2 separate regions of the Homo sapiens genome follow, and region 2 is linked to region 1. Evidence: read pairs that join two places in POLR2A ChIA-PET (ENCODE). Cell type or tissue: GM12878. All regions are shown on one strand. Region 1 overlaps UVRAG (UV radiation resistance associated). Region 2 overlaps UVRAG (UV radiation resistance associated).

What was found. Peaks named below come from ENCODE experiments on the same cell type or tissue, not always from the same donor. Only the 100,000 strongest peaks of a DNase experiment are listed, where the experiment ranks them.
Region 2: POLR2A ChIA-PET joins it to region 1 with 6 read pairs; 5 of 35 experiments call an interaction of 5 or more read pairs at or near these places.

The regions. Positions count from the first base shown.
Region 1 is chr11:75,906,309-75,911,308 of GRCh38, reverse strand. All of the region lies in intron 5 of UVRAG (UV radiation resistance associated), which reads right to left. It also overlaps the pseudogene PPP1R1AP1. Among named protein-coding and RNA genes, the nearest start is that of UVRAG, 94 kb to the right of the region's middle. In GM12878, no CTCF peak of the experiment used is centred here; a DNase peak (open chromatin) is centred at 2,438; H3K4me3 peaks cover 884 bases; H3K27ac peaks cover 616 bases.
Region 2 is chr11:76,087,966-76,092,965 of GRCh38, reverse strand. The region is part of intron 13 of UVRAG (UV radiation resistance associated); the gene reads right to left. Among named protein-coding and RNA genes, the nearest start is that of WNT11, 120 kb to the left of the region's middle. In GM12878, no CTCF peak of the experiment used is centred here; no DNase peak of the experiment used is centred here.

The DNA of each region.
Region 1 (5,000 bases):
GCCTGCAGAATCTATCCCGACAACTCAGGAGAGAGGCAGTAAAAAATGCAGCACAAAGGAACCCTCGATCCATGTACCACCACTGGATTCCCAGGAAGCCAGCTCGGTTTGAGAGAAGGAGGTATCCTGGAATCAAGGCTGCAGTTTGGGAATGCATGAACACTGGATTTGTTTCTTATTTCTTCACTTTTGTTGAAAATATCTTGTTTTTAAAAAGTGATAAATTCGGTGTTAGGTCAAAAAAATAAAATACATTTCTTCTCACAGTTTCCCACGGAAACAATGTTTCACATTATAAATTGTGGTGAACCTCCCAAGGAAGCTCCAGAAGTCATTTTAACATATTATGTGACTCAAAAAGAGTATTAACAATAATATTTCAACTATGCCTAGCCATCATATGTAATGTTTTTATGGGGAAAAGGGCATTCCAAGTTCTGACTAGGAACACCAGAAACAAATATTTCTACTCTGTGGTACAAAGTAGCAAGGATACTTTCTAAAAAGAATACAGGACAATTCCAGAAGAAGAACAGAATAGGTATCTCTGTCATTTAAGAAAGGCAGAGGAGACTGAGTTCAGTAATGATAAAACTCCAGTCTCCTGCATAGCTGGCTCTACATGAATTACTCTTTCCCTATTGCAATTCCCCTGTCTTGATAAATTGGCTCTGTCCAGGCAGAGGGCAAGGTGAACCAATCTGGCGGTCACACCACTGCACTCCAGCCTGAGTGAAAGAGCAAGACACTGTCAAAAAAAAAAAAAAAAGATAAAAAGGAATAAATAGTCATGTTTCTTAAAAAAAAAAAAGTGGGGGGTGGGGAGAGTACACAGTAATTTAGAAAAAAAGACTCTGGACCCACCAGGAGTCCAATTCAAGCCTTCAATACAACAGCTATATAATCTTAAGCAAGGAACCAGAGTGCTCTTAGTTTAACCTTGGTTTCTTCATCTGTAATATGGAGATGATAATAGTAACTGCCTCACAAAATGCGGGAATTAAAAGTTAATATCTGTAAAATGAAAGGTATTTAATAAGCACCACATACATGTTCGCTATAATGCTAGTAGTATCATTAAAAGTTATATCACTACAGACATTTAAAGGATATTAGGAGAATATTATTAACAACTTTATGCTAATAACTGTGACAACTTAATTAGACAAGTTCCTTGAAAAGAAACACAAAAGTGCCCAAACAGACATACTATGAAACATCTAAATAGTCCCATATCTACTTTTTTAGTGAATAAGCAATTGAAAATCTTCCCACACACACACAAATCCTGTCCAAATGGTCTTACTGATGAATTTCATCAAACATTTAAGAAAGAAAGAATATCCACTTTACACAAACTCCTTCAGAAAGCGGAGAAGGGAACAATTTCCAACTTATAAAACTAGCATTACTGATGCCAAAACTAGACAGAGACAACACACACACACAAAGGAAATTATACACCAATATCCCTCACGAAAAGAAACACAAAAATCCTTAGCGAAATATCAGCAAATTGAACCAGCAATACATTATAAAGATTAAAAAAGACATATTATTAACTGGATGTAGCCTAAGAATGTCTAGTTGATCTACCATTTAAAAAACAATCAACTAGACAAATACATGAAACAATCTTTATAAATCTATCTTGATGGGCACACCATTATAAAGATGCAATCTGTGAAAACAATGACACAAAGGTAGGGGAATAGAGCTATACAGAAGCAAAGCTTTTTACAGCATTAAAACTAAGTTGATATTAATTCAAACTAGAGAAGCTTGTTTTTTAAAAAGATCAACATTGACAAATCTTTTTTTTTTTTAAACAAGTTCTGATTCTGTTACCCAGGCTGGAGAGTAGTAGCATGATCACAGTTCACTGCAGTCTCAACCTCCTGGGCTGAAGCGATCCTCCTGCCTCAGCCACCTGAATAGCTGGAATTACAGGCATGCAACACCATACCCAGTTAATTTTTGTATTTTTTTTGTAGAGATGGGGTTTCTCCATGTTGCCCAGACTGACTTTGAACTCCTGGGTTCGTGAGACCCTCCCACCTCAGCCTCCCAATTAGCTGGGATTACAGGCATGCACCACCACGCCCAGCTAATTTTAATTTTTTATAGAGAAGGGTGTCTTACTATGTTGCCAAGGCTGCTCTTTAACTTCTGGACTCAAGCTATCCTCCTACCTTGGCCTCCCAAAGTGCTGGGATTACAGGCATGAGCCACTGCACCTGGCTCATTGACAAATCTTAAGGTAAACTAACCAAAGGGAAAGGAAAGAAGACTCAAATCACTAAAATCAGGAAAGAAGTGGGAACGTTATTACCAATCTTACAGAAATAAGAAGGCTTATAAAAGAATACAGTGAACAATTAATTGTATTCCAGCAAATCAGATAATGTAGACAAAATGATATAAACTACCAAACTACCAAAATGACTCTACCAAAATGACTCAAGAAGAAACAGAAACTACCAAAAATGACTCAAGAAGAAACAGAAAATCTGAACAGACCTATAACAGATAAAGAGGTAGATAGAATTTGTAATCACAAAACTCCCACAAAAAAAAAAAAAAAAAAAAAAAAAAAGCCCAGAACCAGATTATTTGACTGGTGAATTTGACCAATTATTTAATGCCAATCCTTCTCAAAGTCTTCAAAAAACATAAAAGCAAGGAAATACTTCTTAAGTTATTCTATGAGACCAATACTATCCTGATACCAAAGCCAGACAAAATGTCACAAGAAAACTATAGACCAATATCCTTTATGAATACAGATATAAAAATCTTCAACAAAATACTACTAAAAGTGATCTAGTGGCATATTAAAAGAATTACAGCCCACAACCTGGCAACTATTTCTGGGTATGTACCCCAAAAAAGTGAAAGCAAGAATGGGAAGTGCCATTTGTATATCCATATTCATAGCAGCATTATTTACAATAGCCAAGGGGTGGAAGCAACCCAAGTGTCCACAGACAGATGATGGATAAACAAAACATGGTATATTCATACAAGGAAATATTATTCACCATTAAAAAGGAAGGAAATTCTGACACACGCTAAAACATTGATGAAGCTTGAGGACATTATATTAAGTGAAATAAGCCAATCAAAGGAAAAACATTCATTCATTCATTCATATGAGGTACCTAGAGTAGTCAAAATCATAGAAACAGAAAGTCGAACGGTAACTGGCAGGGACCAGGGGATAGGGGAGAATGAGGAATTATTGTTTAATAAAGAGTTTCAGTTTTGTAAGGTGAAAAGTTTTGCAAGATGAAATACATGGATGGTGGCAATGGTTGCACAACAGTGTGAATGTACCTAATGCCACTAAACTGTATACTTAGAATGGTTAAGATAGTAAATTTTGTGTATTTGTAATTTACCACAAAAAAAATTTTTTAAAGATTATACACCATGAACAGCTGAAATTCATACACGGTATGCAAGGGAATTTCGATACATGAAAATCAATCAGGCTAGGCACCTGTAATACCAGCACTTTGGGAGGCACAGGCAGGAGGATCACTAGAGCCCAGGAGTTAGAGACCAGCCTGGACAATACAGTGAGACACCATTTCTAAAAAAAAAAAAAATTGTTTTAATAAAGAAATTGGCTGGGCATGGTGATGCATGCCTGCAGTCCCGGCTACTCAGGAGGCTGAGGTGGGAGGATCACTTGAGCCCAGGAGTTTGAGGGTACAGTGAGCCATGATTGTGCCACTGCATTCCAGCCTAAGTGACAGAGCAAGACTCTGTCAAAAAGAGAAATTATAGAAAGAAGGAAGGAAGGATCAGTGTAATACACCACAACACACACAGTCATCTCAGTTGATGCAGAAAATGCATTTGACAAAATTCAGCACCTTTCCATGATTTAAAAAAAAAAAAAATCACAAACTAGGAATAGAAAGGAATTTCCCAGACCTGATAAAGGGCATCTACAAAAAACCCACAGCTAACACCATACTCAATGGTGAAAGACTCAAAATCTTCCCCCAATATCAAAAACAAGAAAGACAAGGTGATTGCTTTCACCACTTCTACTCAACATTTGTACTCTAAGTTCTAGCCAGAACAATTAGGCAAGAAAAATAAAGTGTATTCCAAACTGGACCAAAATAAATAAAATGGCATCCCATGTTCACGGATATAAAGACTTAATATTATCAACATAGGAACAATACCCAAAGCAATCTAGATAAGATATTCAATGCCATCTCTATCAAAATTCCAGCAGCCTTGTTTACAGAAATGGACAAGCCAGTTCTCAAATTCATATGGAATTGCAAGGGGTCAATAGCCAAAATTATATTGAAGAGAACAAAGTTAGAAGATTCGCATATCCCAATTTCAACTTAATACCAAGCAACAATAGTCAAAACAGGATAGCACTGGCATAAGGACAGACATATAAATCAACAAAATAGAACTGAGAATCCAGAAATAAATCGATGCATCTATGATCAACTGATTTTCAGCAAAGGTTCATAGACTACTCAATGGGGAAATAAGTCTTTTCATCAAATGGTGCTAAAAAAACTGGATAGCCACTTTTAAAAGAATGAAGTTGGACCTGTCCTTAATACCATATTTTTAAATTACCTCAAAATGAATCAAAGACTTAACTGTAAAACCATAAAGCTGGCCAGGCACGGTGGCTCGCGCCTGTAATCCCAGCACTTTGAGAGGCTGAGGTGGGCAGATCACTTGAGGTCAGGAGTTCGAGACCAGCCTAGCTAACATGGTAAAACCTGGTACCTCCTAAAAATACAAAAATTAGCCAGGCATGATGGCACGCGCTTGTAATCCCAGCTACTCGGGAGGCTGGAGGCAGGAGAATCACTTGAACCCAGGAGGCAGAGATTGAAGTGAGCTGAGATCACGCCACTGCACTCCAGCCTGGGCAACAGAGTGAGACTCTATCTCCAAACAAACAAACAAACAAAAAAACCCACTATAAAGCTAAAAAAAACCTATAGAAC
Region 2 (5,000 bases), 180 kb before region 1:
AAACCATAAAAATCCTAGAAGAAAACCTAGGCAATACCATTCAGGACATAGGCATGGGCAAGGACTTCATGTCTAAAACACCAAAAGCAATGGCAACAAAAGCCAAAATAGACAAATGGGATCCAGTTAAACTAAAGAGCTTCTGCACAGCAAAAGAAACTATCATCAGAGTGAACAGGTGACCTACAGAATGGGAGAAAATTTTTGCAATCTACTCATCTGACAAAGGGCTAATATCCAGAATCTACAAAGAACTCAAACAAATTTACAAGAAAAAAAACAACCCCATCAAAAAGTGGGTGAAGGATATGAACAGACACTTCTCAAAAGAAGACATTTATGCAGCCAACAGACACATGACAAAATGCTCATCATCACTGGCCATCAGAGAAATGCAAATCAAAACCACAATGAGATACCATCTCACGCCAATTAGAATGGCGATCATTAAAAAGTCAGGAAACAACAGGTGCTGGAGAGGATGTGGAGAAATAGGAATGCTTTTACACTGTTGGTGGGACTGTAAACTAGTTCAACCATTGTGGAAGACAGTGTGGCGATTCCTCAAGGATCTAGAACTAGAAATACCATTTGACCCAGCCATCCTATTACTGGGTATATACCCAAAGGATTATAAATCATGCTGCTATAAAGGCACATGCACATGTATGTTTACTGCGGCACTATTCACAATAGCAAAGACTTGGAACCAACCCAAATGTCCATCAATGATAGACTGGATTAAGAAAATGTGGCACATATACACCATGGAATACTATGCAGCCATAAAAAAGGATGAGTTCATGTCCTTTGTAGGGACATGGATGAAGCTGGAAACCATCATTCTCAGCAAACTATCTCAAGAACAAAAAACCAAACACCACAGCATGTTCTCACTCATAGGTGGGAATTGAACAATGAGAACACTTGTACATAGGAAGGGGAATATCACACGCCGGGGCCTGTTGTGGGGTCGGGGGAAGGGGGAGGGAAAGCATTAGGAGATATACCCAATGTAAATGACGAATTAATGGGTGCAGCACACCAACAAGGCACATGTATACATATGTAACAAACCTGCACGTTGTGGACATGTACCCTAGAACTTAAAGAATAATAAAAAAAAAACAAATATACAATCGGGTATCTCCAAACTTCTAAGAAAAGCTTCTAATACAAATGATATATCAAGTCCAAAACAAAAACAACAATAAAAATTTCAAAAATCATTAATATGCTCAAGTGGAAAAGAGAAGATATTACACACATAGAACAATAAGATGCTATTCAGAGAAAAAGAACTCTTAGAAATTAAAAATATGAAAGCCAAAATGAAAAACACAAGGGCAAGAAGATGAAGGTAAGCAAATCTCTCCAGAGGTAGAACAAAAAGACAAAGAGATAGAAAACAGGAGAGAAGAAGTAAGAAAATTACAGGAGCAGTACAGGAAACCTAATATCTAAACGATAGTAGTCCAGGAAGAGATATAAAAAAAAATAAAAGGGAGTAAACCATTAATGAAGTAATTCAAGGAATTTTCCCAGAACTTAATGATTTGAGCTTTTGGGTTAAAAAGATCCATTGAGTGCCGAGCACAACAGATAAAAACAGACTTATCAGTCTGAGATTTCAGAACATTGGGCACAAATACAGTTCCTACAAATTTCTAAAAATAAAAAGCAAGGCAAAGCAAAATAAGTAAATAATATTTCACATACAAAAAGGGGGAATCAAATATCTCTAGATTTTTCAGTAACACTGGAAGCTAAAATATAATAGAACAATGATTTCAAAATCTTAAGGAAAATTGTTTCCAGCCTAACATTCCATTTCAGTCAGAGAAGAATAAAGATAATTTTCAGATTTACAAGGTCTCAAAAATTTATCTCCATGCATGCTTTCTTAGGAAGCTATAGAAGGATATGCTCCAACAAAACAAGGGAGAACACTGAGAAAGAGGAAGACATCATGTCATGCATTCTTTGTGAGGATTTATCTAGAAAATAGAGGTTTCAACATAAGAGAAATTATGGAAATCCCTAGGATTATGGTAAAGCCATAGAAAACAATATGACAGACTGCAGCAGATCAGAAGTTCTAGGAGAGATTTCTCCCAAAGATGAAATTGTGTGAATACCCGATATGTAATTTATTGTATATCTAACATGTCTGAATATCTTGAGAGGTGATTAGATAACTGGTAGAGAATTTAGGATGAAATTAGTTATAAGCACACTGAAAACTAATCAAAGAAAAAATAAGAAAATAAGCTCCAAAGGAAATAAAAAACATTAGGGGAAAAAAAGTAATCACAGTATACTACATGGCTTATCTGAGTGGTATTTATATAGACAAAGTAATTTGAAAACCTATAACGGTAGGTCAACTGAAGAATGACAAGGTTCCTAAGTCTGGAAAGGAGAGCTTTATTTCTCATAAAGGGTTGCAGCCTGCAGGTAGCCATTCTGACAGACTGGGAAGGATAGCCTCTGGCCAGAAGCTGGAAATAGGCACTGCCAGGGAGGGTTAAAGGGAATGGGAATTTATGCTGAGTGGGTTGGCTAAGTATATACATTCAACAGGTTATAGGAGGAGTTATGAATATTCATGAAGGGGAAGCACAAGCAGGCGTAGTAGGCTAATATGTATACAGTCTGCACACCATGCTCACTTTGGGGTAGAGACTTAACATTTAAATGTATTACAAGTAGGCCCTGTACATCAAAAGGTAAAGCGAGGACATGAAAGGCCTCTGTGCACAGCCTCTGTAGACTGGCAGAACCACTCCACAGTCAGTGTGGTCTCTTATCAGGAAGAAATGCTGACCAGTTGCTGCATTTGAAACATAAAAATGGAGGTGCAGTCAGGAGATTGGTTGAAATCAGAGGTGCAGGAAGTCTTTCTAAAGGGCTGGTTTCCATTTAGCCCTTGGGAAAGAACACCGAATGGTGGCTAGCGAGGGCGGAGGTAGAATAAGGCAGGTCCAACTTCCTATCCCATCACAGCTGGAAACTCAGTTTTTAGGGTTTCTCCAGGGTCCTTCTGGCCAAAACGGGGTATGTTCAGTTGGTTGGGAGGCTTAGGAATTTATTTTTATTTCTCAGGTAGAATGGGGGAACAGAAAGGGGATATGAATGTGTGAAAGGGAACTAAAGTCTCATCTCCTACTGAAGAAATCAGAAGAAATCGAACAAAATCCAAGAAGCATCAACATTATCAAATTATTTAGAGGCAAGTAGTAACATAATCTGCTAAGATTGTTGAAAGTCGTTACCTCTGGGAAACAAGCAGAAATACTGTTTCTCACAATTAGCCTTAAGGATCTATTTGACTCTTTAACAGCATGTATAATTTTATAAAACTAAAACCAAAGGGCTAATAGGCCAGAACTCTAGGGTTGAGTTATCTAAATTCACATACCCCCTTCCTTCCATTTTCAATTCTTCAAATGGCATCGCGTCATGCATTCTTTGTGAGCTGGTAATCATCTCTCCTATACTGTCAATATGAATATACTAGCTGAATTACATATAAGCCAGTAATTCAGTTAGCTCTAGAGCCACTACTGTATCTAAAATTATTAAATAAAATTGTCAGTGAAAGAATAACACTTAGAAAACACTATAACACTTTGAAAATATTTGTCAGCTCTCTGACTAGAAGAGAAAAAGTCACTCAACATATAACAACTTATTACCACAGGCATATATTTTGGGGAAAATGTTCGCTTACTGTATAATTTCTCCTTAATCTCACCCCACTTCTCAAAGCCCTGCATTATCTTCCTAGACACAAGCAAAGCCAGGCATATCTATAAGTAAGACTGTAATTTCATTTGATACAAATGTGAACTCCCTTTGCCTTTTAAATGGAAGGCTATTCCTTTCAGAGATGAGTTCTTAAGTTTTTAGTCCATGCAGGAAGGTCACTGGTTCAGTCTATCATGCATGTGCAAACCTTTCCTGAGTCCATGTTATGTGCTAGCTACTGTGTCTGGATAAAGAGATGAATGAACCTCAGTCTCTGGCCCTTAAGGAACTTATTAATTTAGTAGGGGAGACATACATGCAAAATAACAACAGAAATGTAAGAATATTCACATATTTGATCGATTACTTGTTTTTTAAAACAAGGTGAGCAGGAAGAATAGAAGATGGGTGATAACTCTGTTCAGGAGGGCAAAGAAAGGCTTCACAGAAGAGAAGTTGGCCTGGTTGGATCCTGGAGAATGAGTGGGAGTTTACCACATGGACAAAAGGGGAAGGAAATTTCAGGCAAAGGGAATATAAAAGCAAAAGCAGAAGATGGGCCTTTCAGTGATGTTCAGCTTTCCTGGCATAAAGGGCCAGTGGCGGAGGTTTTGGGGTAAGTGGTTGCAGGAGTTGAGGCTGAAACGTGAGAGAGAAGACAGATAGATCATGTGAAGACTTTGCCATGCAAAAGAGTCTTGTTGCAAGGCGGGGGAGGGGGCGCGGGTGGGCGGAAGTGGGGGTTGGGGGTGGCATAGGAGAAGATGGGATTTGGGGGAAGGTAGCCTATGGAAAACGATGACAAGGTTTTAAGCAGGGGTGGACATAACAGATTTGCAAACTTCCCACCCCTCGTCCTCGTTTTTCTCATTATAAAAGTGCTTACCTAAATGCCAAGTATTTCAGCAGGACTCTACCTTAGTAGAGGCAATGAAGAATTACTTAAGTGACAAAAATCAGCCAATGGAAACTACTATAGGGGCGCTATAATGGTATCACTGATGTCATTACTGGCTTATGAATTTTCACAAATGGGGCTGGATGTGGTGGCTCATGCCTGTAATCCCATCACTATCGCTTGAGCCCATAAGTTTGAGACCAGCCTGGGCAACGTGGCAAAACTCTGACTCAAAAAACCATATAAAAATCAGCCAGGTGTGGTGGCATATGCCTGTAGTCCTGGCTACTCGAGAGGCTAGGAGTAGCCACCTGACCCCAGGGAGCTACTGGGAAGATCACCTGACCCCAGG